Regions from separate parts of the Mus musculus genome. Here region 2 is linked to region 1. The links are chromatin loops, found by intact Hi-C in ENCODE. Cell type or tissue: heart. All regions are shown on one strand. Each heading gives the region's core, and the rest is flanking DNA. Links, peaks and the distances in the headings are about the cores only.

Region 1 (15,759 bases), core at 8,543-11,042:
CCATGCTGTGGTCCTTTTGCACATTTAGGAAAGGAAGGTAAATAGTCACTTGTGGGTGCAACTCCAACTGAAATCCCACATCCAGGAAACCTTTCATCATGCCCTTAAAAGCTCACAAATGACAACAAACCTATTGATGATCCACTGTTCGGCACTGTGCAATGAAGCGAGCAGACCCATTTATCTGACATCACCAATACCTTAGGTACTCTGGAGTTGAGCAGTCCTCGGGACAGACATGTACTGAAGAGAGGAACGCCGGCAGTTGGGTTGGAATTACATCCCTGGGTTTGGCTTTCTTCTTTCAGACAATCCCCAGAGCATGCTCCAACCTGGCAGAAATTTGGCAAGGCCTTCCAATCTCTCCCTCAAAACACACAAATGAATGTTTCAAGTAACAACAATCCAGTTGTCATTGGTAAATGAATCTCAAATACATAGTATGCACAGATTTGAGAAAAATGTTAAGACGAAATCAAACTTTAAAACCGACTCCATGTTCAGCAGTTCCTTTCCCCTGTGTCATTACTTTTAACTTTAATATACCATAATTGGGTTATCGGATCATCAACCCAGTTTATGTTACCAGTGTCTTAATTTTCAATAGAAACTGACATTTTGAGATTATTGTTCCTCTGTTCCCAAGTGAGGCTATTATATTTAACTCTTACCACAATGTGTAAGACCTAATTGATTTTAATCTATCTGGTCATAAGTATTTGATTTTCATAAGCTAAAAATGACTGCTATACTGGTATAGGCAAGTTCAACACTGACTAGGTCAGTTAGAAGCTCCTTCAGGAACCTAGCTTCCTTGTTTACTTTAAACAGATTATTTCCACTAGCACTTAACATATTTATACACCCAGTCTTCTGTTCTAACTTCAGTTGACTATCCTTGCATTTCCAAATCAACGAGCATGCTTGACATCCGAGCTCTTTAAAGACACGCGAAAGTACAGCGCAGCCTCTGGGTCAGCAGCCAGACTGACTGCAGCTAAACCTGTTGAGGGATGATGGTGCACACAGATCTCTAGGCCACACCAGAGATTCTGACTTGGTAATTGTGGAGAGAAAACTTTAAATCTAACTTCAATAAGCATTCACTTGCATCTGCTGCCACTTATGTACAAAACTGCTCTGAAAACTGCTTACACAGTCCAAGAAAATTTTGACTTTCGCAATTTTTATAACTCTCTCTCTCACACACACACACACACACACAAAGAAAAAAAAGGAAAAGCTGGGCTAGTGCATGAATCACAGTGCTAGGTCTGAATGACTGCTTTCCAAATCTTTAAGACGACCATGAGTGAGAAGCCCTGCTTCACTTCCCCCCTTTCTAGTTCTTTCTGAAATCACCAGTGAGGAGTCAAACCCAACATTCCATGAGCATTCGGTATCTCCGAGTTGAAGCTAAAAGTAAACAACTTCTAAATTAATTGAGGCTTGTGTTGTTTGGAGGAAGTTCAGAGGACAGTTCTCAGAGTTTAGGCAGCCATAGGGTTCCTTGAAAGCCCATTTTAAAAAAAACAAAATCTTCACACAAGAGAACAGGAAACAAGAGATTAAGTAAGCTAGAACAGCAGGGAAATAATTTCCTAGACTTCCGGGGATTCTTGGCAGCAAAATGCTAGGCTTTTGGGAAAAAAAAAAAAAGAAAATTCACCAGCCACAAGGTGACTAATGTTGTCAAGATGGGCCTGTAGCAGCTTGTGTCTTTGTTCCCACAGGACAGCTCTGAACACTCTGATGGTTTGGCATACTGCACGTTTACATAGGAGTAAAACTAACTTTCTATATAATGTGATTCAGGTCAGAGATATGAACTTGGATTTTAAATATCTGACCAACCTGAATCAAAATAGTATTTTTTAATGTTTTTTTTTCCGACAAAGAACATGGTGTGATGTTGATGAACCGCAGTATTTAAAGCAAATAAATACACAGTAGGAAGAACCCTGACCAGCTTAAGTGAAGAAAACATTTTTCCTTCCTCCATTATAAGGATCCGCCTGCACACAGACACGTTCCACGTCTGACATACAGACAAGTACTAAGTGTTTATTGAGCAAACTCGTTCCTCTAGTTTTGAGTCTCTTTGACATCCATTTTTTAATACTGTATATTAGGAAAAAATTCTAACCGTTAATCTTTCTGGAATGTCTTCTAAGTAAGTAAGCTCAAGATAACAGAGCTGCCAGGTAGAGCCAAGGCATGCCAGCAGGTCTGCAAAAGGCTGGGGAGAACACGAGACCGGAGTCAAAGGACCTTCTGACACTTAACAAAACTCAGACTCTCGTACTCAGCTGTTTGTCCTGACAGGCAACAGCATCTCTGATAGCCACTGAGTCGCCCTAAAAGGACTCTTGTGCAGATAAGGGAATCTACTGGGGAGAATACCTTGACATAAAACGTGGCTTCTTACATTTGAAACAAACAAGAAACCAGGTAAAATAAGACAAAACAAGCTCAGCTTAATTTCAAACGTTAATATATTTTCTATTTTATATTGAACATAGCATCTGTAACCTCTCCTTGGCAGCAACCATCACATCCTCATAAAAGGGGCAAAATTTATGATGCCTCTTAAAATAAATATTCTTTTTTTTTATAAAATAATAAAACTTCAAATAAATATTCTTTACACTAAACAATATGTTGAAAAAATTAGAAAATAAAGGTTGAATTTTACTGTAACTGTACAATATACATCAAGTCCAAAGGGAAATCAGAGACTTACAATAAAGGTTTCCTGTAAGGCAAAATACAATCTAAAAACATACTGATTGATTCACATTCTTCCGAATGTACAACATATTAGTATAATATTTTGTGACTGTGCCATGAAGCATAGCACAACTTGTTTTTTTTTCACAGTTGCAAATATTATCGTATATACAAAAATATAGCACATTATCTCTGGAGAAAACAAGGAGGGGTCCGGGAGCCATTTGCTAATTTACACATTTTGCATGGGCTATTCACAAACAAGAACAACTTCTTCGCCTAGGAGTGTTGGCTGCTTTAGCTTATGCAATGTGGGTCTCCAACTTCTGTTGTTCTTCCTTCGGGTTCCATTAGCTGAATTGTAGCAAGCGTATCAGTTAAAATGGCACATGGACCAAAAAAAAAAAAAAAAAAAAAAAAAAAAAAAAAAAAAAGGAAAAGAGAAAGAAAAGCCTCTCACTGCAAACCACAAATCCCCTAACCCTCTACGAACAGTGCCAAGATTACAACTGTTTAGTTGGTTGCATATGTGTTAAAAGGGGGGGGGGATGGGAGGGGGCGGAGCAACAATCCCTATTACTGCAATATTCCTGATTAATAATGCTATGTCGGCTTTTCAAAGTTCCTAGGGGGGACAGTGGGAACTTTGCAGCAAACTGTATTTGAGTTTTTACAACGACAACCCGGCCTGTTCACTCGGTCATAACACCCCTGGCACAATTTAAGGCAACCCTTGGCTGGAAGGTAACACCATAAACAAGGCAAAAAGAGAGACATGACTCCCATCGCTGACCATCGCGTACAACAATGGGACTGGCTGCAAGAGCACGGGTTGTCAGCACAATTGTCCTCATCGTCATTGGAGCAGTGATAGAAGAGACCTTTCACACAGCACACACAAGTCCCATAGTCAATGACGTTCTGGGCTGAGCAGAGGCACTGCTTGTCACAGATCCAGTCCGACGGCAGGGGCCTCGGGTAGGTGCACTCCTTACACTTGCACTTGCCGCAGTCCTCACACCTGTAGGCATGCAGACCCAAATCATCCTTGCTCAGTGGCTTAACGTCACCAGGCTTGAGCTCCGATTTAGGCTGCACTCGGATTATTCCATCAGCAGCAGCAGGCCCGTGGGAGAAGGACGGTCCTAACAGTCTCTGTTCCGAGGAGCTGCTGCTGGTACTTGTCCTTGTACTGCTCCGAGACCCTGAGCTGACAGTGCTGATGGACCTGGACAGAGGGGCCCGTGAAGAATGGACCTGCGAGGGCTGGAGCCTGGGAGGCTGGCGGTGCTCCGGCAGACCGTGGAGTCTTTCATGTTTGTGCTGAGTGGAGGGGCGAGGAGCAGGCTTGAGCCCAGGTCTTGGGACCACAGTAGGGCCCTCTGTGTACTCATTGGTGTTTCGGATGGCTCTGATCTGATCCAGAGACAAGACGTGTACCTGCTGGGTAAGGGCATCTCTTGGATCCGGCTCCCCGCGCTGCCTGCCACTGTCATGGGCTGTCTGCAGCAAAGGCTGCGACCCGTTGCCACTCTGAGCTCTGGCCTCCATCAGGTCTTGGCAGTGTGTTCACCCCAGCAGGCTTAGAACACATCTGAACTCCTGGGGAAACCAAGAGGAAAGAAAATGGTTTACACTCTAAGACTTCCCGTTCTCCACCCACCAGACTTGACAACTCTTCCACTTCCCTCATCCTCTAGAGAAAATGGGACTTGGAAATGCGCTGGTGGTGGCTGAGGTAGGAGAACAGCTAATGGTCGAGGCATGTTCTCAAAAGTGAAAATTAAGGCTAGGCCCTGACAGTTCTGCAGTCTTAATAAGAGCAGAAACGCAAAGCTAAGCTCTACCGATTCACTGAATGCTTCACTCAAATAAACATGCAATTTAGAAGGCTCCGGCCGGATGAAAAAATTGTCAGGAAACGCTGGCGCATAACTGCTGCCAACAGTTTCACAGGTATACTCTTCAGATCTTGAAGTAGGTTTAAGTTTGTCGCGATCATTTTTACATGAAACACCAACAAATACCTACAACGTATCGGTCAAGTCTTTTTTTTTTTTTCTACATCACACTTGCACCGTGAGTGGTCTAATCCCTATCTTTTTCCAATCCCATAGGACGGCTGTGATTAAAAAGAACATTTCAAGGGCAATTAAAGCGGAGTTTTAAATAAATATTATTAGCATAAAGTTATATAATTAAAGTAAGTCATCTCGAATTCCATTAGGTAGCACGTGAAAATAAAGTCCTAAGACCACAACTTGTACATCAAATATTCTACAGACCCACATCCTAGGCGTCTAGCCTTAGGTTCCGAACCACAAGTCATTTTTTAATAAATAAAGCATGCACACACACACACACACACACAAAAACACCCCATGATTTTCTCATCTTGAAAAATACCCGAGAGCACAAAGCAAGTAACTGCAACAAGAAAAGTTTTAGGAATCTGAAATGTCACAGTGGAAGCCTATGATCCTGTCAAGTAAACTTAAAAATTACAGTCATGCTTCGATTTAAGTACCATCCCATCCCCTCTCCCGAGTCCACATGAAAATAAAGGAAAATAAGCAAAACCGGATTTTTTTTTTTTTTTAACCCAACCTCTGCTTTTTGGAAAAGGACAGCGAACAAGGCAGGTGACAAACCAGACAGAGCTGGAAACCGGATCTGCTCACCTCCAACAGCAAGGTACACAAGGCTGTTCTTCGCTTTCAACCCGTTTATCGGCTCTATCTGCGCCCCCACACAGTCCCCAGCAGGTGGGACTCAGCTAGAACCCCGGGGGACTTTTCTCCAGGCGGACTGACGCTGTCCAGGGGCCAGCCCGGCCCCTCCCGTGTACAATCTGCAGAAGCTGAGGCAGGCAGGGGGCGCGGGCGCCTCCGAAGGGGACGTGTCATGAAAGGCACGAGCACACTTTCCCCTCCTCCACCCCCGCGGCTAAAATTTCCCCCAACCCAAGAGGAACTGCCATCCGGCCCCAAGAGGGGGAGCCACTCTAACACGCCCACCCCCCCGCCGCAAGGTCACCACAAGGTGTTTCTGGGAAGGCCCTCAAAACGGCCGTCCTCACTAGTTTCCAAAGCCGACGGCCCGAGGAAGAGCCGGGCTTAGGGCGCACAGCTTGCACCCACACTCCCAGAGCGACTCCACGGGGCAATGACCTAAGCAAGCACTGCCTGTAATCTGCACACGCCTACCTCCTTTTAGATCAGAAAGAATAAGACATACTTCTTAAAACGAAAGAAAAATAGCTTCATCCAGAGCCCCACTGCACCCGCCAGGCATACACAACTATGAGCCCCGGGGATCGGAAACTTTTCCGTGAGGACCTGCTTGCTGTGCAAAGTAGCATCTTTTGGAAGAAAAAAAAAAGTTGATTTCTACAGATCCCTGGCCGCCTCCAATGCAGCCCCCCCCCCTTCTGCGCTCTCCCAGTTCCTCTCCCTCCCCCTTTGAGTGCTTTGAAACCCCCATTAAGAACAGTGTGTGATCAGACTAAGGATTAGGGGGAAAGGACTTCAGCACTAGGGTGGGGCAAACCGACACAGAAACCCCTTTGTAAAAAAGGCGTTAAGACTCCAAATCTTAAAAACAGTAACACAAAAGAGGGAAGGGGGGAAAAAACTAGCCTTTTTTATTTTGCCACCTACTTTCAGGTAATGGAAAACGATCGCGACCACTTGATATCTCTTCCTGTGCTAAGTCAGCCTCAGTGTCCAAATATATTAAAAAAAAAAAAAAAAGCGTGACCTAGGCCGACCACGAAGAACGGAAAAAAAGAGAAAGCTGCACTTCCGAACCGCAGAGACGCGGCGCCAGGCTGGGCGACGCTCCCACCCGCACCGGGCTAGACTGTCCACACCCGGCAGAGGCGGGGACTCCCTCCGCCTGGCACTCTCGCCTCCGCTCGCCTGCCGGGTCTCCTGGCCCGGTGAGGTGGAGAGGTGAGAAGCCCAGTACCGCAGCCCCACAGGCGCCTCCGCCTCAGGATGGCTCTTCTACAACTTAGCCTTCAAACGAATGGAGGAACAGGTTAGCAATGCCAGAGCCTGCAACAGCGACCTAGAAAACACTTTGTGTTTTCCCTCCCTTAAAGCTCTCGGCGACTGAATCGTCGCCAATGCAGGGATAGGAGTAGAACGCAGTGAAGCGGTCCTCCGCCCCAAACCCCTTACGAGTGAGCTGTCGTGGGACGGGGGATACTGCATAGGCGTACCCTGTAGCCCGGCCATGGCCGAACCCCTGTTCTAGGCGAAGGAGATCCGCGGGGTAGTTCCCTAATGCTCCCGAGAAGCAAGCTGGTTTAGTGGAGAGAGGAACCCGGACCCCACTCCCGGCCGGCTATGGTTCCAGAAGGGGAAAAGCCAAACGCTCCTCACCGTGATCGCGGCTTTGCACCAACCCCTCTCCCTTGAATCCTCTTCTTCCAGCGATGTGCAAATAAATCCAGTCCTGATGCAAACTTTTTCCTTCTTTCCAAACTCTGCTTCAGTCCAACTTCCAAGCAATCGGTGGATTAAAACCACGGGGAAATTTTGGAACCCAGTCCTCCACCGTTGGAACCCTCCCGGATTCCGGGATAGATGACCTCCCTTCCAGAAGCGCACGCGGAGTATTTCCTTTTTCCCCCCTTCTCTCTCTCCTTTTTTTTTTTTTCTCAATGAACAAGAGGCCGAAGCGGCAACGTTGGCGAGTCTCTTTTTTTCCTGGTCGATGAGAGAAAGCGAGGCGAGCACGGCCTTACAAAGAACCTAAGGCCAGCTCGCCAAGACCCGGGGGCCCGGGGCTGCTCCCAAGTGGAGGCAGGCGCGGGGCCGAGGGCCGGGCCGGGCGCGCGCGGGGGCCTGGGCGCTGCGCGCTCCGCCGGCCCCTCTCCTCCGCTGGCGCTGCGGCGCGCAGCTCTCGCTCGTGCAGACTGGGCGTTGCGGAGGCGCGGCGGCGAAGCCGAGGCGGGGGTGGGGGTGCGGAGGGGGTGGAGGCGGCGGGGGAGGAGGGTCTGGGGCCCGGCCGGGGATGGGGGGGGGGGGTACGGGGGGGGAGGGCGCCGCTGGCCTGCGCCCTCGCCTTTCCGGAGGAGGCAGGGAGCTCTGCAGCGGCCGCGGCAGCAGTAAATGGCGTCATGTGGATCCGAGGCGGAACAGAGCAGTTGTTGTCCCAGAGGATATATCGCATCCGGTCCCAGCTCATTGGCTCCGCGGGGCTACATTCACTCGCGCTCCAGCGCCCGCCAGCGCTCCGAGCCGCAGGAGGCATTCAAAAGGGCAACCGCGCCGCCCCGCGCGTCCCCAGCCGCTCCTGCAGCCCCGGCGCCGTCACGCGGGGCCGCGCGGGCCGCCGCGGGGTCAGTTTATCTAGTTTCAAGGAAACACTGACCTTAAAGGGTCCCCCCCCCCATAGCCCCCACCCAGAGGCTACCATACCAGCCCGAGGCTGGCCTCGCTTGGGGAACTTTCTCCCCCTCGCCGCCGGGAGGGGAGAAGGAAGAACGTTGCAAACTAACCCGGCCGCCCGGTGCTAGCGAGAAAAGCGAGTCGCAGCTTTTTAGATTCGATTCGGAATCTCCATTTCGATCCTACCTCTTCTCTCCTGTCTTCCCCCCCACCCCGCCCCGCTCCACCGCACCCCTCCCCCACCGATGCCCAGGGGGCGAAGAGGGTGGGGGAACAGGAGGGGGAGGGAAAGGGGAGCGGGAAGTGAGGTGGGAGGGCTATTGGTTTATTCTTTGTCTACTGGATTAACCCGATTATACACCGGGCACCAGCACAGCCCGCCTCCCCCACCTCCCGAGCCTTGTACGGGAGGAACGGAATGTAGATTCGGGTTTCAAGTCCCTTCTGCTCTGGCTGGGATTGGCTTTGGATTGTGTGTGGACTTGTAGTTTGTTAGAATTTCCTTTTTAAGAGGGATTATCTATAGATGGAGGCCTTTTGAAGATTTTTTTTTTTTGGTACTGTTTTGCTCGATGCAAAAACCTTTTAAATTAATTCTGTAATACCCACGCGATTACTCAGGGCGACATCATGGACTTCCGAAATGGGGGGGGGGGGGAAGAGTCTGTTTCACTACAGAATTCCTCCTTCGCGAAACCATAAATAAAAAGAGCGTCATCTTTCAAATCCCACTATCTGTCACCTAGAACATTCTCATATAAGTTCCTCCTGTTCATGTTGGAAGCGGACTATAGTTAACCATTTAAAACTCTAAATAGGTACTCTCTGGCCGCGGCTGTACTAAGGTGCCTGCACATGGAAGCACGCGCGGGGGGGTGGGGGTCACTGAAATGCATCCACACGCACACGTTGCAATTTTAGCTGAGATTTTACATTTTTTTTTTTTAAACCGGAAGGTACCTGCTATAAGGTCAAAATCCCCGCACAGCACCTGCGACCTTGCACGGTGCGAGGTTAGAGCTCCTAAAAACGTGGAGATTGACTTCTCTCGCTCCAGTCCTCACCTGTTCGCTGCTACCCTGGGCTCTAGCTGCCTTCTGGCGACGTCTCTAACTTATCCTGGCACCTCATTCGCCTGGCTTGCGCTCTCTCCTTGCCCTCTCGGTGTTTCTCCAACCACTCTCCTCCTTCGCCTAGGGTTTGGAACTAGAGATGGCAGGGGAAGTGGCATGCGTTATTTCCGGGCGCTGGCCTGCGTCCCCCCAACTCCACGGCTGAGGGTGGAAGACGCTCGATCGGCCGACTCAGTCGCGTCCCAGCCACTCTGGGCTCAGGACAGCAGGGCCTCTCCGGCCACCGCGGCTCACGCGGCGTCGGAATCCGTGGAGTCTCCAGCAGGCGAGCGCGGGCGCCGCTGCGCTTCCCGAAGGAGCCGCCAGGGGGCGAGCGCCAGGCGCGGGCCTCGAGCTGCTTTCTTCTGCGGGACTCAGTACCTGCTGGGGGGCTTCCTTTCAAAGAAGTGGGTTGGCCGGCTTCGGGAGTCTAAGATTTCTAGTATAAACGTTAGGCAAGGTGGAATTTCTTGTCACCCCCCTTAGCCACATTCCCTTTGAGATTGAGCTGGTTCGATTCCGAAGAAATTCGAAATTTCCACCCAGGAGCTAGGAGGGTCAAAGGCAGGTTGTGGGAGGCAGGTCAGAAAGGAGTTGCTGGTGTGTGACCAGCTAGCATCTGAAAGCAGAGCTGGCAAGGGAAACACCTCCCCTCACACCCTTGCACCCGGTGGCCGCTTCTTGGGAGACATTTGCCCCATGCCATTTCCTCCAGCGCCGCAGGAGCTCTGCCAACAGGTCATTAGGAATCAAAGCATAAAATAGAATTTAAATCAGGAACTTCCGGATGCTTGGGGAAGAATGTAAGAATTCCTACTTATCTTTCATACATTAGAAAGGATTTTAGGTAATAATCTACTGGTTTTCTCTCTCATAATCCTCACATTAGGAAAACATTTTTACCTGTAACTTAAGAGCAAAATAAATGGAAGAATCTGTTGGATTCTCTTAAATTATTCCTTAGGCTGTATCTTAGTGCTTTATTGTTTTTCAGCCAGTGAAGTGTATAAGCTACTATATTGTGCTTCCAAAGACTACTGTTAAAATAAAAAAAGACTAATTGTATTTGTGCACACATTGTATATGCACAATGAGGTGTTTCATGAAACCGCTGTGCCTCCAAATCAGTTATCATGCTCACAGATTAAAACTGGAGTCCACTGTGGAAGAGAATCCAGGGTAATGGTAGCGCTCAGACAAACATCAAGAGAACTCTCACTTTCAGATGTGTTGTGGAAAGTTCTAGAAAGAGAACTCTGCCCTAAGCAGAGGTTTTACCACTTGTCAGGCACTGTGAAACAAAACACAAACAAGTCCAAGGGACTCGATGTTGCAATGAGATACTCAACTCCAGGTTCCCAGGACTCGTGAAGTAATATACTTTACCGGGGCTAGCTGTTGAGCAGAGTCTGCTGTGTACTAGTGTTCTCAACTCTGGCTTTATTTTCTGATTTCATATATTTGTTCTTCATAACTATAGCCTTCCTCATTTGTTGTTATTAGTGAAGTAGAATATAAACACTCTGGGACTCTCACCTCCTCAGGTCTTTGGTAGAAGGTAGTGAAGAAGAAGGTGTAAGCAAGCATCTTTAGAGTTGTGTGCAATGAACTGAAACACTGTTTAGGATTGTCCTTGCCAGCTGGTCTAAGCTGTTTGGTCTTCTTTACAATGTGGGCAAAGTGTATCTATAAAAGATTCTCAATCTAGTTTCTTTCTGAGATTTGAAAAAAAAAATCCCTTCACCTTCCTAGGTTTGGTGTTAGTTTTGAAAATGTAAGAGAAAATTTTGCAAACATACAATGTGCTTTTAACACAAAGAGTTAATCAGTATTTAAACATTTTGTTCTACTACCAAAGGAGTTTTTGTTGGTTTGTTTTTTGGTTTTGTATTTGTATTTAAAGACAGCACAGTTACATTTTGGACCAGTTGGCCACCATTTTCTTTTTACAGCCCACCTGAGGTAGTAAAATTCATTTATGCAAGAACTCTTCCCGGACCTTCCAGCAGCAGAGGGCTCTGTGCTGTGGGGACCTTTTCATTTGGCAGCCAGGGCTGTTATCATTTTATGTTTTGAATTTCTTTGATTCCTCACATTCTGGTGATAGTGCCTCCAGGAAGGGAATTGGGAGTGGCTTCAATAAAGAAGCAAAGGAATTCAAAATAGACCTCTTGATGTCTTATCTAGATTGCTTGGAGGACTGGAAGCAGTTTATCTCTGAATCTAACCTTCTTCCCAGATGTCCTTCATCCCTAACTAAACTCAGAGCAGGATCTAAGGTTAACCAGGGGTGAGAGGAGTAGTCTTGATAAGTGACCTTGAGCTTCCGGCTCCTGTCTGTCCGCCTACCGCTACCTCTTTAGCTGGAATCCACCTGTGGGTTTGTGCTAGTTAATGAATGAATATTCCTGCTAGATGCTTGCACATCATTAGTACAATTTATGCAAAGTCAGATAGGGGACTGAAACTTTTTAACAAGGCAAGAAATGATTCCACTGCTGGCTCCATGGGTTTTTCTTTTTGTTTTTTCAATGTATTTGCTCTTTGGCCTAAGGATTAAACTTCCTTCTTAGGTCTGCATGCTCAGAGATTTTGTCCTTTGTCCTTTCAACTTCACATTTACTCTCCTGTGTGTTTTCTTTGTTTTGAATCTTTAAAAAATTAGATGCTAAAGCCTTGTGTAAGTGAGAATCAGTTGTGGCCCTTGGCCTTTGGTAATGCTTAGTAACAGTAGCAAGATCTGGCTTCTGAATACACAGGGTATTTTAGTTTGAGTTTTAGACAAGGTCTCACTATGTAGCCAGGAAGGACTCCCTGCAACCTCTGGGCAATCTTCCTGCCTCTGCTCCCTAACGCAGGCAGACAGGCATGGTTTTTCCACATGTGTGGATGTTTTAATTTTATACTTTTCATTGTGTGGGCATTGGGTCAAAGGGCACAGGAAGTTCAGGCTGTTCTCTAGGGAAGATGTGGTCCAGAAATTTCTACCACGGTTCTTATTTTAGCAAGACACCAAACTATGAAGGCCAGCAGCCAGTTCCAGGTCTCAGTGCACAGGTGACATCTGAATAGGTCTGGGTTGGTGACTAGAGTATACCTGTGTACACATTTAGGTTACTCTCAGGGGAAGAAAACGTTTTAAAATTACATTGAAATATTAAATTACAATATAATATATACAATGTAAATAAAATTGTCATTGAAATATTGTAGAGTTATATAAATCAGCTTTTAAAGATACAGACTATGCCAAAGTTCTGGGCAATCTACATCAGGGTTCCCCTGAACTTTTTCGAGTTGAAACAAAGTTTTTTGGGTTCTAACACTAATACGTCTTCACTAGTAGTTCTCAACCTATGTTGCTATCCCTTAGTGGGGGTTGTCGAATGACCTTTCCATTAGGGCTGCCTAAGATCATCGGAAAACCAGAGGTTTACGTTAGGGTTGATACCACTACCAAAAGTACAATTATCAAGTAGCAACAAAAATGATTTTATGGTTGGGGTGGGGTTGGGTCATCACAACATGAGGATCTGTATTAAAGGGTTGTGGTATTAGGAAGATTGAGAGCCACTGGTCTACAGGTTAAGCATATGATACGTTTTGTAGGATTTTTGCTTTTCTTTCTTTCTTTCTTTTTTTTTTTTTTTTTTTTTTCTTCTTGAAAGCCAGGTTTTCGGCCAGACCCTCCTGGAGCTCCCAGGACCCTGGACCACCAACCAAAGAGTACACATGGAGGGACCCACAGCTCCTGCCGAGTATGTGTCAGAGGATGGCCTTGTTAGACTTCAGTGGAAGGAGAGGCCCTTGGGCCTGAGGGTGTTCAGTGCCCCAGTGTAGGGGAATGCCAGGGCAGGAGTGTGTGTGTGTGGGGGGGGGGGGGGGAGCACCCTCATAGAGGCAGGGGGAGGAGGGTAGGAGGGTAGGATAGGGGGTTTCCGAAGGGGAGACCTGGAAAGGGTAAAACATTTGAAATGTAAATGAAATAGACAATTAAACAATATTAAAATGAAACATTAAATACATTTTTTTTAAAAAAGGAAGAAAGCCAGGTTCTTGGTTTTGTTTTACTATTTCTTTAAAAAGAAAATATTCCAGTTCTATTTCCAATTAAGGAAGCCAAAGAATTTAATTAAGTTAATAGTTTTCAAGTCTTATCTTTGTAAAAAGCAGAATCTCTAGGAGCTGGAGAGACTCAGCGGTTAAGAGCGCTTGCTGCTTCTGCGGAAGATCGGGGTTTGGTTCCTAACACCCACCTAGTGACTCACAACTGCCTATAGTCTCTCATTCCAGGAGATCTGGCGCCCTCTGCTGGCCGCTGAGAGTACCAGATGATGCCCATTAAAGACGCACATATATACCTGCAGGCAAAACCATGCACATAAAAGAAAAATAAGTAAATATTTAAGTAGATATATCTGTTTAATCTTTTTCCCTCTGATTTTAGACAGAATCTCAATTGTCCCAAGGTGGCTTGGGCTGGAAGATGACCTTGAACATCTGTTCCTCTCTCTGCCTGTTCCCCAAGACTCCAAGTCTAAGCAATGTCTGGTTTATACTCTACCCCAGCCCGGGGTTATGTATCATGAATATGGGCTAGAAAATCACGTCAAAGTCTGGTATTGCATACACGCAAGTTTTGAGACTGATTTATAATTTGGCTTTTTAGTGACTGAAAATCATTAGGGAATGTTTTTACCCTCTGTATCTGTTTGTTTGTTTGTTTGTTTTGTTTTTCCAGACAGGGTTTCTCTGTGTAGTCCTGGCTGTCCTGGAACTCACTTTGTAGACCAGGCTGGCCTCGAACTCAGAAAACTGCCCGCCTCTGCCTGCCAAGTGCTGGGATTAAAGGCGTGCGCCACCACGCCCGGCCCACCCTCTGTATCTGAACTGGCTTAAAAGGCTGTAGATTTCAGAATTATTGAAACCAGTTAACTGGTTCTGGTGTTTTCTGTTTGTTTATTTTTGTTTTTTAACTGTATTTATTCACTTCACAACCAGTATCCCTTCCCACAAGTGTTCCCCCCATTCCATCTTCTCGTTCTCTTGAGAAGGGGAAGCCCCCCTCTTTGTGTTGCTCCCCCACACTAATTCCCCCTCTCCACCCTGCTGCCTTTTGAGTGCTAGGATTGTAAATCTGCTCCACCCTACCTAACTCATTTCTTTTAGGATAGAATTTAAATAATTTGCTACTGTGAGAATATTATTATGTCTTGCATGATTACTGAAGCAACTTTGATGGAAGCCATGATTTCTCCTCCCCCCACTCTGCCATCTTCTATTCTCCCCTCTCCCCCATCACCTTTCCTTTCCTCTTTTCTAAGATGGTCTTTTATGAAATGCAGACTCTTCTCAACCTCTTCTGTTGATTTTTTTTTTTTTTTACCCTGGTTTAAATTAACTTTATGGAAATGTAAGGCTACAGGCTATAGAGAAGAGCGAAATTAGCACAGGACACAATGGCAGGTGGATATATGCAAATAAAGGTGAAAATTGGGGGTTGTTTTTCTTTGGTGAGCTTTCCCTGCCTCTTTCCGGCTCTCTCTCTCTCTCTCTCTCTCTCTCTCTCTCTCTCTCTCTGACCCCACCATCCTTAACACACACCCAGGGGACACAGCTCTTGAAGATAGGACATCATCCTGTGTCTTGGAACTCATTCATTCTGCAAACCAGGATGGCAGTGAACTTGAAGCAATCCTCCTGCCTCTACTTCCCTGAGTGCTAGGTTTGTCCTACTGTACCTGGTTGAATTTTTCATTTGAAAAGTGCATTTGGCCAAAAGTACCTAGCTGTAACTTGAAATTAAGAAGTTACATTTTGCCGGGTGATGGTGGCGCATGCCTTTAATCCCAGCACTTGGGAGGCATAGGCAGGCAGATTTCTGAGTTCGAGGCCAGCCTAGTCTACAAAGTGAGTTCCAGGTCAACCAGTGCTATACATTGAAACCCTGTCTTGAAAAACAATAAAACAAACAAACAAACAAAAATTACATCGTGAGCAATATTGTAGCTTAGACAAGTAGAGCCGGAACTTTGCTGTCAAGCTTAGGGCCCCATAGTGTGGAATTGACATAAGAAACAATGTCCTTGTTGCCAAATGATCACGCACATTTATTCAGATGAATATAGTCGAGACAGACAAGGTCACACGCAGGTGTAAGACATTTGCTGTTTGCAAAAGAGTTGACAGCACTTATTTAAAAGCTACATGTGTTTATCAATCCGTTTGTTATTAGAGTGGAGAACAATGCAGGAGTGCCAGAGCACAGGCGTGAAGGTCAAAGGGTGACTTTAGGTGTTGGTTTTCTCCTTCTACCATATGGGTTGGGGATTTAACTCGGGTGATCAGGCAGGCTTGCGGGTGTGTGCAAAAGGTGGCAGGCATCCTTAACTACAAATCTCGCAGGGCCACAGAATGAAACTTGTCCGGCAAAAATCAAGGATGTATAGTATTTGTCACACAATCTGATGAAATCAAGTAAGAGTAGCAGAAAGGGCTGGGTATGGTGGCACACATTT
Region 2 (15,759 bases), core at 5,141-7,640, 500 kb before region 1:
CCTTCTCCAGGCCCGTTAGCACCTTCTAACGATTTCAAAAATCAGGGAATAGGCCACAGTTTGCTGAAGGGATAAGTGTTTGAGAGGCAATGAAGTTTACTTGGAGAATTTCGAGGCCAGTTTTATTTGAAGTTCGGTGTGAATGAACCCACAGTGCTGAGGATCCTTCTGGGCCTGTTTAAACAGTGGCTCCGATTTCCTTTCTGAACAGGTCTGCGCGTCAGCCAGTGAGGGTTACAAATACTGATCTGTGCTCTGTGAAGCCCTCTTCTGGGACAGGGCATGGTGTAAACCCCTTTGCAACCTAACCCTTCAAGCACCAGTCCAATCCGCACACCTGCAGTGAAGTTTTTCTTTACAAGTCCGGTCTCCAGCCTCTCTTCCACCAAATGCGTGCGCACTGGTTGCGGCTGCATTATTGATCTGGTCGCTCATGTATGTGTCGCAAACTGGAGAGTTTCGTCCACCGAGATTCTGGGGACTGCTGCTGCTTAAGAGAAGATATCACCAACCCACCCACTCCCGCTTCCTGGCCCTGGCATTCCCCTGAGCAGGGCGGGGGAAGGGTATAGGGGACTTTGGGAATAACATTTGAAATGAAAATGAGGAAAATATCTAATAAAAATAATAAAATAAAAAAGAGAGAAGATATCACATATTTATTAACTTCTTCTGTTATGAGCCAGGTACCATCCAACGTCTGGAAACTTTGCAGTAAATAAGGCAGACAAACATTCTGGTCGGGGAGACAGACGATAAATACCAGACAAGCAAAGTGGAAGCCGATAAGATAATGGCAAACATCGTTAGAGCTGGGAAGACAGCAGATCAGGAGCATGCGCCACATGGTCACCAGGATCGGGAGCATGCGCCACAGGGTCACTCAAGCCAGGCTTTAGGAGGGTCACATGATAAGGCTTTGCATTCCATAGTTACGTGCAGTACTGAAGATTGTCCCGTAGGAATGTAAATTTCCCAAGGGATGTGTGATGTGGTTGAGACAACAAAGCCCAGCATCGTTTTTTTCCTCGCCATGTTGCTTTCCTTGGAGATGTGGAAGAAAGCTTAGGCCATAAACTACCTGATACAGCTTAGTCATTCAGTATCGCCAACATACGAGTGAATCCAGGGACAGGATTCTGCAGTGCAACAACTGGTTTTGTGGAGTCTCCTAACTTGTTTTGTGCCGTGATGCTTTCGACAGTTTGTTGGCGCCCGTAGAGTTCTTCTCTGGGTAATCATGTATAAACACAGTACACGAGCTTACTATGGAAACTAACAATAACAAATATAGCCTACAGTTCTCTGAGCTCACGGCTGAGAACGGCTCAAAGGCTATACAGGGGTTTTGCTTGCTTGTTTGTTTGTTTTTGCTTTTTGCTTTTTTCCCCCCTCATCAGAAATATTACAAAGCAGAGACTAAATGTTGCTAATCAGACGTCTTGATCTATAGAGATGGCAGGATGGCCATTAGGAACCCAGGCAAAGCATGTCTAACACTGGAGAAAGAGAGGGCTGCGAGTCTTCTTTGTTTACCTCTAGATGAAGTTGAACACATGTTTAAAGTAGTTTGTCAGATGGAGGCTCAGAGAGTGATTCAATGGTTTGGTATGGTTTGGTGAGTTCTGGGTCGTTAGGTCAGACTACTTGGGTGAAGAGCAATTTAAATGACCATGACCTAGATAGAGAATAAAGTGGGCTTAGAGTCTCAGACAGGTAGGATCTTCCTGGAGCACCTGAGACCTGGCCAGTCTGGCTATAGATGTGTGCGAGGTAAACAGGAGGCAGAGATGAGGGCCACAGTGGAGGAGACAGGCTCCACAGTCAGGGTTACAGCCTGTGGCAAAGCTTGCAAGGGAGAAGTCGAGACGCTCGCTAACCGTGAGGTCCAATGCCAAATGACAGTTGTCCAGGAACTGGTCCAGTCCTTCCAAAAGAGTTGTACTAGTGAGTAAAGCTGACACAGGTGACTGGGTGACGCACAAAAGAGCAAAAGAACTACCCGCCTTGAGATTTCTGATTCTCAAAGGCCACAGGAAGAAGCAGCTGGTAAAGTCACTGCACCAGGTACCTTGCTCTTCTCCTTCTTGCTCCCGTCTCATCTGGCCCATTTCCTGGATGTGTATCACAAAGGCCTCCACATAGTCATGCTATCATGTACTTTCCTTTTTTTGCTTTGTGTTAAATTTTTTTTTTTCAAATTGCATTAATTTAAAAACCAACCAACCAAAAGAAGACCAGTGGAATATTTTTAAACTTCTTTTTCTCGGTTGCTTACCACATATAAAAACATCATGAGAACTCTATGGTCCATGCATTTAAAATAGATCCCATTTTTGCTTTCTTGAGGACAGCAGCTTTTCAGCAGGACATTATTACCTAAGTTTTAGACATTTCCCTAAACCTCATGGCAAAGCAGCTGAGTTCTTGAATAGTTTTTGTTCTTTCCCCATTAAAATTCTCCACTCTCATCCCTGCTCGTACACTCCTTCTAGAAACACAAAGCATCTCCAGTAATGTTTAGTAATTTTGATGTTAATTAATCCATTTTTATATTAATTAGTCCACTTATGTTAATTAACCCACCTTTTGTGTTAATTAATCCACTTTTTCCCTGGATAGCGGTTATGTTTTGCTCGCTTCTTTGCCTGCTTGCTTATTTTTTTGTTAGAGACCAAATTGTGAATTTTGTAATGTTAGGTGCTCCTTCGATGTTTTTCTTGTTATTTAAATCTTTGGGGGCTTTGTTGCGTGGCGTACCTAGGCTGATATCAGTCAGTCTCTTTGGAGGCATGCTTTGATGCCTTCTTTGGCAGGTGTGGTGCAGCCTCTGTCTGATTTAGTGCCACTGCTAAGGGGTATGGAGGTGTCTGTGTTTGTGAGGAAGGCTCCTCAGTCTGGCTTCTGAGAAATCAATGTGTTCTTAACTTGGGCACGCATTCCTTTTGTGGGGTCATAGGAAGTGCTCAAAGAAGCCAGGCAGCCCTCTCTGGGTTTCTGGGCTCTCCTTGTCTCTCCCATCTATGGGATCAAGCGCTGCTAATTCTAGCAGCCTTGTGACTTTCAAGTTCTCCTTATCCAGACACACTACAGACTTTTTCAGGTTCCTTCTCCCTGTCCCTCACTGGGAAATGAGCCTTAGATTTGAGACAGAGGTCTTGATTTTCAGAGCTCACTGTTTTTGATTATTTGTTTTTGTTTGTTTGGTTTGGTTTGGTTTGGTTTTCTCCATCTCTCATGGTTCTGTGCCTCCTGTCCAGAGTCTGAATAGTAAGTTTTCTTCTTAACACGTAGTAGTAAGTTACACAAAGATGTTCCTAGTGCTGTGTCAGAAGTACATGACCAGAAACAGAAGAGCTTACTGGCTCCAATGCATTCTCTCTGTCTGTTCTTATCTCTCAGGATTTCCTGGATTTGCACTGTATTTTATTAGGTTGTTTATTCATTCCTACACCGGAGCCTAGCACGGTCAACAGCTCACATGTGCCTGCATGGCTAAGAAGCATTCTCTTCTCTTGCACATTTTTGACTTAGCGAACAGATCCTACACAACCCCAGATCAAGCAGTATTCATAGCTGAAGCGTATTTATCTTTAAGATGCTCAGAGAAGAAAACTAATTTTTTGTTTCACGCATAAGTGGGATGGATGGCAGATCCTATGCATGATTATCTTTACAGTGCATCCTCCCATCTTAATGTTCCTTCACTCAGTCCTTCATTCCTTCTTCAGGTCCTTCATTCATTCATGCTAACTAGCATGGTTCAGTTAGAGCAACGGGAGTGCTGACAGATTCTCTTGTAGATGTCGCAGCAGGAATCCCTTGCAGGCAAGGCACGTTGTCCTTGAGGTTTCCTACAGCTGAGCTACAGAGATTTACAGTCTGCCATAGCTCATATTAACGTTTACTAAAAGGCTGCTAAGGGCTGGTGTGAAGGCTCAGTGGCTAAGATCACTCACTGACTGTTCTTCCAGAGGACCAGAGCTCAGTCCCTAGAGCCCACATTGGTCATCTCACAACGACCTGAGCCTCCAACTCCTGGAGATCCTCTTCTGACCTCCAAGGGGATCTGTGCACCTCTCTCTCTCTCTCTCTCTCATAAATAAATAAATAAATAAATAAAAATTTAAGGCTATTAAGACAAAACCCATTTTATTCTCATCTGAGGTTTAAAACACTAGTGATCCAATCTCCAAAGTTTATATATTTCTAGACTCAGAGAAATTTCTTAAGATACAGAATAATCTACCAGATTTTGTTCTTGCATGTTCAGACATATGCAGTGAAAAACTCTATTATCCAAAACAGTGGAAAAATAATTTCATAAGCTTCTGGATGTTGAAGTTATTACCTGAAACTTGCATACTTGAGATATACAAAGATTTTTTTCAATTGAGTAGCGTTTTGGTTTTTTTTTTTTTCTTAAACTCATGGTACATAAGTGGTACATTATAAGAAACTTTAATGATGGTCCCACAAACAATTATAAAAGTCTTTATTCCTAAAATACATAGATCTTATTGAAGTGGAAGAGCGTAGATTTGGAAATGTATTTTCCTAAATCACATACTATGTCTATCCTGGTACCAGTGTTTACTCCTCAAGAATGTCGACAGCAAAAGATAAGACAACTGGCCTTAGCATCCAATGAGAATAATAGTTATTCTCTTGGTTTAAAATGAAATGTAGACTCTTGATTTAAACAGAAAACAAAAGACAAACAACTCTTAGTAGTCAGCATTCACCACTAACCATCTGATTTCAGGAACATGTCTATTAAGTACCCGTGGTAAAGGAAATAGCATTGTCTCTATTTAGACCCCTTACCCCTCTGCAACTCTCCTCTGATCAGTGAAGCCAGGAAGGAGAGTAAGGAGGGAAGAGCCATTCCTGGATGTCTCTGACTTGAGCATAGCAGCACCTCCGCAGATTCTGAGCTCTTTGACAACATCTCTGTGTCCTGCTCTGTGTCTTGGATCTTAGGCCTTTGGCTTCCTTGGGCGTGAAGACCACCTAGAACTCAGTCAACATTTTGAGAACTCCCCTTGCTCCCGCGGCGTCTTTTTGTGGGCATTTCTTTGTCCCTATCCTGTACAGAACGCACGGTGGCCTGTCTTCCACTGCTTGCCCATGCATCGGGCTGAGTGTGTGAAAAGGACACACCTGTCCTGTTCTGCCTGTAGGAATGATATTGCCTCTCAGGTTCGTTTGTGCTGATGCTTCCCCCACCTGGATGCTGTCTCTAGGTTACTCGGGCCTGAATCAGGAACAGCCCACTCCGCTCCTCTGTTTTCGGAGGACACAGAGAAGTTCTGAGTGTGCTATCCTCAGTCTCTATACTGGGCCTCAAGGCTGAGACGCAGCTCTGCTTTTCTATCCTGCCTTCAAAATGGGAGTGGATGAAGACATCACACACACCTGTTGCCCCTAGGGAAACTCTCCCCAAATGTTCAACTCCTTAGTTTTTCTAATTTTAACTTTTTTTGTGGCAAATAGTGGGCATGAGGGGTGAATGTCGCAGGCTGATTCCTTTGCTGATTCTGACATACATGGACATGGAATTATATTTTTTTTTACTAGGACAGTAATTGTCATTTTCTAGCATTAAAAACTTAGACCAAAGTAGTTCCATGCTAAAAACCTTTCATGCTTACATTTTAAAACATGTTAACTTGTCCAGACCATGAAAAGAAAAATATCCCCCAAAGGAACTTCTGAGAATTGACATTAAATATTTGCTTTACATTCTCAATGTTTGCAGGAAGCAAATTTTCTGTGCTTTTAAGTTTATTTTCTGATTGTTTTTGCTATTTTAATGTTACATTCTGCTCCAAGAATGTGGTCTTAATTGACAACATGTGTCTTTAGGAAGTCAGTTCAGGGGACCAATTATGTTGTAAATCACGGATTACACTGAGTCATGTTTCATCCACAAAATTCCAAGTTGGCGCTCAATGTAGAGACAATAGAGATGAGCATGTAGAGACAATGGAGATGAGCATTGCTTTGCACATGGAACTCCGAAGAGTCCTCAGGGAGACTAATACTTTCTTGGAGGCACAAGGTGTTGCTCTCTGGTATTCTTCACCGTAGCTGTGAAAAGAAAGCAAACACTTGTCCGCACTTTCTTCCACTTTCCCACCCTTGGCTTCCCCTAGAAATAAAAAGGTCTTCCATGTTGAATGAAACCTTAATCCGGGTTCCAACTCTGTGAGTCAGTAGATGACCACCAGGGGGCAGTTATGTTAAGCTTGTGGGCTTCCGTCTGCGGGCATGGGGACTTATGGAAGGTTTCAGAGCAGGATAGTGACCTGCTCTGAAGATGAAATTGGCAGGCAAAGTGAAAGAGAAATAAAGGCAGAGCCAGATCCCGGGGCTGCATGACTCTGAGGAGAAGTGGTGCAGCGGCCCTGGGGAAGATACATCAGCAGAGAACAGCATTCTGAGATAACGCTGGAAGAAGTGTTAAGGGAGTTGGAGGGTGGGTGGCTATGGAGGGAGACTAGACACGGAGAGCAAGTTTTCTGTGCCTGGGATGTTTATTTCGAAGATGATAATTCTGAGTTATTGCTGCTTAGGCATTACCCCTTTATATGAAATCCATTTCGTTGAAGTAAAATTAATAAAAATTTAAAGTGTATTTTTGAAATTGTCATTCTTCAAAAGTCTCCTAGAATACTTAAAGTATCAGTCTCTGACATTTGTGGAGGATTCAGGATTAAAGTGTCAGCTGGTTCTGTGCGAGCATGTGTGTGTGTGTGTGTGTGTGTGTGTGTGTGTGTGTGTAGAGGAGGGGGGCAAATGTGATGTCTGCCTTCCTTTGTTAGTTATCATGTTTTTCTCCTTTATTAAATCACAGATAGTTGGAGAAAGAGGGCCCCGATCTGCCTTTCTAGTCTGATTTACAGTCACTAGCCAGTGGAGAATTATGGGTACATGTCTCAGGAGACCTTTGTGTTAATACATAAATCCACATTATGTCAGAGCACTTACACCTCGACATTTTAACAGAATGGAGAGTAAATGCAATGTTTGCCCAAATATCAGTGAGTTCAGCCCATGATGGTGTTGCATCTTGGAAAGTTTTCGAGCAAGCCCCTGAAAGATGGAAGCTAGAAACCAGACCCTGTCAAACACTGCTGTTAATGTGACCCGTGGATTCTGACGTTTTAAATTTCAGTTTTGCAATTTCTTTTTCCTCTGTCCTTTCACTGGTTCAGCTCTAGCAAAAGTAGATGATGTCAATTACAAAAATAAACACTGAAGCTTGAGGGGTTTGCTATTAGAGAACCTGAAGTTTTGATGTAAGATTCAAGATAAAGAACATCACGCCAGACTTTCCAAATTATGTAATTGGTTCTTAGCAAACAAGCACTTAGGATAAAAAAGTTTCAAAAGCCACATGTGTCTGGTTTCTCTATTATGGTGCCCTGGAGTTTTAAAGCCACCTTCCCCAGGTCCCCACCACACTGATGCGTATTTTCCTGAAGAGTGTCCCTTTCATACAGTTGCGACCACGTGTGTCGTGGCAGTCATCCTCCATGGGATTTCTGATTCACCTTTTCCCACCACCTTGAAAGGCTCTGTCAATCATGAGTTTGGATAAGGCATTCTTTTATATTTTCTAAAATATATTCAGGGCTGCGGAGTTGGCTCAGTAGTTAAGTAGTGTGTTGTACAGCTAGCAACAGTGAGGACCAGAGGTCAGCTTTCTGGCATTTACATCAATGCTGGGGGGGGGGGGGGAGTGGGAGGGGTCTGCTAGTAATTCCAGTGCCTTTACAGCAAAGTCACAGATCCTAGGAGTGAGCTGGACAGCTAGGCTGGCTGAATGGACAACTTTTGGTTTTGAGGGACCATACCTCAGTGAATAAGATGGAGAATAATCAAGAGAAATTCCTTATGCTAACTTCAGGTTTCCACAGGCATGTGCACACACATATACCTCCAAACATATGCAAACGATCACATATGCATATACATTACACACCACATAAACCCCCCCCCCCCATATAGGAAAATGAAGCACAGTCAGAGAATAACCCTTGACAATCCCCCATGATCTCTTCCTTGAATCACTGTGATTGCCTCTAGGCAGTCTCCCTGTATCCACCACTGCCTCTTTACAGCCTGCTTCATAACCTTGATGCAAGGATTCCGGATCCAGCTTATGTCAATTCTTGGCTGAAAATTCTGCCATGGCTCCAGGTTTCAGATTTTAAAAAACTTTCTTTAAAAAAAAAAATAGCTTTACAGCCCTCCTCCTTTCTCTCTTCCCAGTTCCACTTTGGGTACCACCCCACCCTGGAGCATCTTAGTCCCAGCAGGTCTAGGCACATCCTCTCCCAATGAGGCCCAACTAGGCAGTCCAAGTATGGGGTGAGGGGATCCAATGGCAGGGGATAGACACTTAGATAGCTCTCATTCCACTTGGTACGGGAAGCACATGAACACCAAGCTGCAGATTTGCTGCAGATGTATAGGGAGTGTAGGTCCAGCTCCTGCTGGTTGGTGGCCCAGGCTCTGTGAACCCCCATGGTCCCAGGTTAGTTGACTCTGCGGGTCTTTTTGTGGTATCCTTGACCCCTCCAGCTCACTTACTTCTATCCCCCACTCTTCCACAAGTCTCTCTGGGATCCACCTGATGTTTGGCTCTGCATCTGTCTCCATCCGATGCTGGATGAAGGCTCTTGGGAGACAGTTATGCTAGGTTCCTGTCTGCAAGCATAATAGGGGCCTTCAAAGGACCTAGACCTTTTTGCTACTCTGACCTCATCTCCTATGTCTTACCCCTCCTTTAAGGTACTCTGCTTAAACCTGCCTGGAACATTCCAGGCAGAGTAACCACCTCATTTCCGTCAAGCCTTGCTACAATGCTCCCTTCTAGATGAAGCCAACCCCAGTTATCCTTCTTTATGGTTCAACCCGATCTCTACCTTATTGACATCATATTCCTTTGTCCAGTCCATGGTGTGTGTGTGTGTTTCTAATATGTAATATAATTTATTTACTTACTTTGCTTTTAATTTAAAACAACGATCTATAATTTACCACCTATCCATTGGGATGAAGTTTCATATGGACAGAGATTTTTGTCATTTTTGTTCATTGTAATATCATGGCTACCTAAAACCATGGCCAAAACAATGCTTAAGAAAACACAATCACATCTAATAAATACTAAGAGTGCATACTGTCCCTTCAACCACAAAGGTTCATTGGTGAAGCTGACACAGTTTGAGAGTGATGTGGAGATCTGTATCATGTTACTTTAATAATATCGCTGGTGATGATGACAAATTATGTAGAGAGTGTCCTTGTTAGTAGGAAATAAACAAGATGCATCTTGGAGTCATAGAGGATCTGCTAGCATTGGATTTTCTGTGTGCATATGTGTGGTATATGCATATGCGCAAGTATGTGGTATATGCATGTGTGTGCACGTGTATGGTAACACATGTGCATGCATGTGTATGGTATCTGCATATATGAATGTATGTGGCATGTTCATGTGTATGCATGTGTAGTATATGTGTGTGTGCATGTGTGTAGTAGATGCACATGTTCACATGTGTGTAGCATACGTGTGTGTGTGCATGTGTATGGTATATGCATGAGGAGACCAGACTTGGAAGCTGGGTGTCATTTTCTCTCACTGTCCACTTTATTTTTTAAGATTGGTTCTCTCGCAGAACTTGAAGCTAATTTTGTGTATGCGTATGGATTCAGCAAGACTGGCTGGCCAGCAAACCCCAGAGATTCTCCCGTCCGTCTCTACCTTTCCAGCACTGAGATATCAGGAGCAAGTTGCTGTGCCTGGCTGTTTTACGTGGATGCCAGGGATCCAAACTCAGCTTGCCAGGCTTGCACACCAAGCTCTTCTCCAACTAAGCCTTTTTCTGAGCTCTAACAACTGGCTTCCAAATCGTGTTCACAATGGCGATTTGTAAGAGTGCAGTAAGTTAGAGATCATTCCAGAGTAAAAATTACAAATTATCCTGCCTTTTCTATGGGTAATATAGGGGAAGAGGGGCGGTAGGTGCGGAACAGGAAAGAAAGGGGGATCACACTGGAGAATAATTTTGGTTCCCAGCAATATTTTATTGTCAGTTATTTATGTTAATGTTCCTTGGTAGGAGACTTTCTCATATTGCTGCACAGATTAAGGTCTTTCTCTTTCACTCTGTGGCCATCACCTCCCTTCAGTGCCCAGAACTCTGAGGGCTGGGCCAGGAGGTTAGGATGCTACATCACCTGAAGTCAGGGCTTATTCACTTATAGCTGGGACCCTAGGCCTGAGCTGTGGCGAGTCTCTTATTTAGGATCCTGGTAGGCTATGACCACCTTTAACTACATCGCAGGCCTGCAAGGCATTTTCTGTGGGGAGCGGGTGTGGCGGCAGTCCCAAAGGCGCCAGGGACTGCAGCTAAGTCATATGACTTGCACCTGACTTCCTCATATAAGACACAAACATCTTGAGTGCTGCGCAGGTGTACCAGGATACAGGTGAATCCAATTTGGTGGAGATTTGCCCCTGCTGCCCTGATTAGCTGAAGCCTCGTGACTGGCGAGGGGGCGTGGCCTGCGGTGCGTGGATGAGAGAGAGTATAAAAGGAGTGAGAGGCCCAGGGTTCGGGGGAGATATAAACAAGAAGAATCAGGACTGAATAAACTGCTGTTAGAAGGACTGGTGGTCGCATCGTTCTTGCTGGTCGAGAGCAGGCGCGACAATTTTCTGAATTAGTAATCGATAGGGAATAGGGGAGGGCTCAACCCTTTGTGAGTGGTGCCATCCCTGGGCTGGTGACCCCAGGTTCTGTAAGAAAGTAAGAAGAGCAAGCCACAAGGAGCAAGCCGGTAAGCAGCATCCCTCCATGGCCTCTGCATCAGCTTCTGCTTCAAGGTTTCTGCCTCACTTGAGTTCCTGTCCTGACTTCCTTTAGTGATGGACTACAATGTGGACTTGTCAGCCAAGTAAGTATTTTCTTCCCCAGCTCTCAGGAAATAAATAAATAAATAGAGAAATAATAAGCAAATAAAGTTTTCTACAAGTCAGCAACAGTCCCCACAAACATGATTCTATATGGGAAGTGGGATTTTTTTTTTCCCTCATTGGGCTGCTCAGTCAGTTACTTTATGACAGAGCAAGACAGTGCAGAGGCTTCTCCATCTTGCGTTCTTGCTGAGGCCATTTTAGGTTTAACTAGAATTTGATTTCCTTGGGAGAGAATCCTGTGGAAAGTTATCCAGCTCCACTCTAGGAACCCAAGGTCAAGACGTCCTAGCTAATTTATCTCAGCTTCGCTTAGGCTGCTCGCTTGTGTAAAACCTCTCCCGGATATGGCCGCGTTGGTCTTGTCTTTGTTTTTGTTTGTGTTTTTCCTTTTAAAACCCCTCGCTCTAAGTCCTTGGTGCTCTGCGTGGGTCCTGAATACCTGGGTGTAGTCCCATCTAGCTGGAATAAAGACTTTCAATTGCCTATGGGCTGTGTCTCGGTGATCTGGTGGGATAGGTGGGGTCCCTGCAACAGCTCCTCTAAACACATAGCACACACTCTGAAATTTACACAAGCACATGAACAATAATAAAGCATCTCTCCCCCTCAATAAAAATGGAGGCTTAGGGCTATCAGAAAACGGTGTTCAATAAACCCCAATAGAAGCTGCACAACGTTTGATAGTTTCCATTCAGGATTCCATTCTGCCACCTAAGTTGTTTGTTTGTTTGTTTTTTCAGGACAAACAAGTCACTAAGGCCAGTGAAGATTCGGTGGAGAAAGTAGCAAAGAATTTATGAACAAACTTAAATGTATGCTGTGCGTTTTGGTAGATTGTTTACATCCCTTCATTTGCATGTCTAAATACCCAGATCTTCTAGTTCCTCAGCACTGGTCCAGATGTAAGATTCTCTACTGAAGCTCCGTGAGCCTCTTGATATGAGGCCTTGTGATCTGGCTTTTCTCACCCTTTCATCCAACCCTTAACATCAAATGGGAGACCTGGCACATCATAGCTATGGTCAGTCAGGTTCAAACAGGAAGACAGACGCCCCATGACGAGCCGCTGGCAACAACAGTCATGGAATCTGCATGTGTCGCGACGGCCTTGATGAGGCCCTTCTGCTGTCTCAGGATGATTGTCTGTGGCTGTTTCGTTCTGCACTGTGGATTCTCCCCTGTGGTTACTAAGTCAGTTTTCTTACCCCCCTCTCAGCCCCCCTCCCCCCCCAAAAAATGATCCTTGGCTTTCGTAACTAAGCTTAAAGAAAAGGAATCAAACTGTTTAAATCAATGACCACACCTAGCGCTGAGCAGTCTGCAGTGCTCTGATACTGGATGTAAACATGACTCAGTTTATTGTATACTTTTGACTTTTACTCAATCTCAAAGAAATAGAACACCCATTCTAAGCGGCAGAGTATCTATTTGGGAGAATGTCGCAAGAATAACAGAGCCGATGCAAAACAAAGTTTTCCATTTTCAGTCTTGTGTGGCTTGGCATTAATGGGGACATCTAGGAAGAGCTTGCGCTTTGAATTCTAGTTCCACCAGAAATAAACAGAGGTAAAGAAGGAAACTCATTGGTCCTCCCCCTCCTCCTGATATTTGCTATTGTTTTTATTAACTTACTTTTTATTTTTTTGTCTTGTAAAGATGGAAGACAAAGTTCCTTTTACAGAGATAAGAGTAACTACTGTGGTTCATATTTTTAGCTATAACCCATGGTCACCATGAACTTTCTGAGAGCATTTTCCTGTCACCTGACTTATAGAGACATTGAGAACTTCTTGAAAGTCAGTGGATTTATAAAGGCATATTAAAACTTCTTAATATGATAAAGGAGCATAGAATAAAACTTGGACATCAGGCCAAATTTTTTTTCAACTTTTAAAAAACTTGCTTGCCGAGATGGTTAAATCGCACTTTTAGCACAATCTAACGTACGCCTTCTTTTCTTCTCAGCAGCCTGGTAACTGTTGGCTTTTTTATTTTGTTCTCAGGCTAAGGGCAGATAGGCATGTCCAGCACACACTTGGAACTGATGACAGTCATGAGCTAATGATTTGATAGCATGCATATGTTCTTCACTCTCTGAAGAGAAGCTTGGGTGAGTATCAGTTCTGACAGACTGGGATGCCTTATCCAACTCGGACTGAACCAAGCCAAATATTGTTGGCAGTTTTCTGGTAGAAATAAGATATTTCTTATGAAGCAGCTAAATTCTGACTTAGAAATAAGAGCTCCTAAAACCGATGTGCTTCTGTTTCTGTCTTCAGAGGTGACTATCTGTGAAACAGCAGAGCCTTATAAGGAACCTGGACAGGGATCAGACAAAATAAACAAGCCATAGCCATGAAAATATAGGGTTTAGAGAAAGCAACCCAAGTTTAATTTTACAAGAGGGAAAAGATGGCAGTAGATAAGCTCTTCTGACCCACAAAATATTGCTCCTACAATGTGTGGGAAAATAAACCGACCACAGGGAAACCACACCGAACTCTGAAGAAATTCTGTGCAGAGTCTGGTGTTGATCATAAAAGCATTTAATGTACCTCCCTTCTACCATATTCATATAGGAAGAGGATATTTGGGTGGTACCTAGAAGTTAGAGCTGGAAAAAGATTTAAATTGTTCTTTAGCAAGTCTATAAGCTAAGGAGTCTAAGATACTTAGCTCAATGCTTCTGATTATATCACCAGAGCCTCTGACCTCATTTAACATGTCTGACCACTCTGTCACTATGTTGAAACCCACTGTTTTTGTCCCTTCCTGTCACGTATTTTATAACTGTAGTACTGCGAGTTTTATAATTTTATACAAAAAAAGTACTATCTTTGGAAGTAGGGATTCAAGATGAAAGAAGAGGAGGCAGAGAAAGCAAAGCAAAGAAGAGAAAAAGAAACTTTTGTCCTTAAAGACTTACTTTCTAGATTGAGTCAAAATCAAAATGCTCTGTCTGTCTGTCTGTCTGTCTATCTATCTGTCTATCTACCTACCTATCTATCTACCTAACTATCTATTGTTTTCTTGGGTAGCACTCTCTGTGTAGCACTGGCTTTCCTGGAATTCACTCCGCAGAACAAGCTGGCCTCAGACTCCGAGATCTGTTTGCCTCTGCCTCATGAATGCTGGGATTAAAGGCATGTGCCTCCACTGCCCAGCTAATGCTAAAGTTACTTCAGGGAATTTGACTGGGAAGTCTTTTGTTTGTTTGTTTGTTTGTTTTTATTTTGAAAGACTTTCTAGAAACAGTGTCCTAGGTGAAGACAGGGAATTGTTCTTGAGTGAAATATGGGACAATTATTACGAACTTTTTATTTATTTTTCTTTTACTGAAAATAGATTCTTCAGGATACACAGAGATACAAAGTGAAACTCTATCAAAAAAAAAAACAAACAAAAAAAGAAAGACAAGAAAATAAATTATTTTCTAATACTACATTTTATCATACAATATATCCTGATTATAGTTTCCCTCCGTCTACTTCTCCCAGTGCCCACTGACTTCCTCTCCTTTGTGGATCCACTTCCTTTTTATCTCTCCTTAGAAAAGAACAGGCTTCTAAGAGATAACAGCCAAATATGACAGAATCACTACAATAAAATGAAGCAAAAACGATCATATTGAGGTTGGACACAGCAACCCAACAGCAAGGCAGAAGAGTCGGCTACTGACTTGTTCTCACCTTCAGGAGTCCCATAAAAATACCAAGCTCGTTCAAACCCGTGTAGTCCCTGTGCTTGCTGCTTCAGTATCTGCTGGAGAAGAATTTTCCCCTAATTTATTTAAATATTAATACAACAAGAAGCCTGTGATTGGACAGAGAAAAGGGAGGCAGAGTTAAGCGTTTCAGAGAGAGAGACAGGGACAGGAAGTGAGAGAGGGAAGGAAAATGGAGGAAGAGGAAGATCCAGATTCCGCATGGCTTTAAATAACCCCAGGTAGCTATGGATATCATAAAAGGATAGAATAATTGGGATAACTTGTCTAATCTAGGTGGGCAGCTTGTATCATTATCAGTTGGCTCTGAAATGAATGTGTGGGCATCTTGTGAATTGAGAGTTTATTGATATATAAATCTGATTGATTAATTATAAGCTTCTAGAGTTTTGATTTAAGGGGCTAAGGGGATTTGTGACAACTAGCTGCAGTGGGTAGTTGGCTGAGATGGAGCAGGTGGCTCTGAGGGAGGTGAACTGGAGCTGGGAAGACCACCGCCTGGGGCTGGCCTAGATGGGGCAAGTCTGTTGGGGCAGAGAGTACTTGGTACAGCGAGGGATGGTGCTCTCTCTCTCTCTCTCTCTCTCTCTCTCCCTCCCTCCCTCCCTCATTCTGTCTCTCTCATTCTCTCTCTCTCTCCCCCCTCCCTCTATCTTATCTTCCTCCATCTGATCCTTCTTCCCATCTCTACCATCTCTACCTGCCCCTAGTCCATCTTTAAAAGCTATTCTACTAGCCCTCCTAGAAAGATCCCTATGTCCCCTTAGACCTTTCCTCTTTACCTAGCCTCTCTGGGTCTATAGATTGTATCTCAGTTGTCATTTACTTAACAGTTAACATTCCCTTATAAGTGAATACATACCATATTTGTCTTTGGGTCTGGATTACTTCATTCAGGATGATTTTTTTTCCTAGTCCCACGACATTTGCCTGCAAATTTTATGATGTCATTTTTTTTAAATAGCAGAGTAATACTTTATTGTGTAGATGTATCTTGATTGTTTCTAGTTTCTGGCTAGCATGAATAAAGCCACGATGA

Evidence for each region. Hi-C counts contacts between places; a loop is a spot of excess contacts. Peaks named below come from ENCODE experiments on the same cell type or tissue, not always from the same donor. Only the 100,000 strongest peaks of a DNase experiment are listed, where the experiment ranks them.
Region 2: a loop joins it to region 1, with 5 times the contacts of the local background. A loop is called at or near these places in 25 of 42 quality-filtered maps.

Annotation. Positions count from the first base shown.
Region 1 is chr14:105,889,470-105,905,228 of GRCm38, forward strand. Spry2 (sprouty RTK signaling antagonist 2) reads right to left here and starts at 7,350. Exons shown (of 2, transcript NM_011897.3): 1 at 7,119-7,350; 2 at 2,478-4,332. The coding sequence starts at 4,281. The coding sequence ends at 3,334. In heart, for the core only: no CTCF peak of the experiment used is centred there; DNase peaks (open chromatin) are centred at 9,502 and 9,902; H3K4me3 peaks cover 1,506 bases; H3K27ac peaks cover 1,544 bases.
Region 2 is chr14:105,391,386-105,407,144 of GRCm38, forward strand. No RefSeq gene overlaps it. Among named protein-coding and RNA genes, the nearest start is that of 5430440P10Rik, 28 kb to the right of the region's middle. In heart, for the core only: a CTCF peak has its summit at 6,234 (motif pointing right); a DNase peak (open chromatin) is centred at 6,366; H3K27ac peaks cover 416 bases.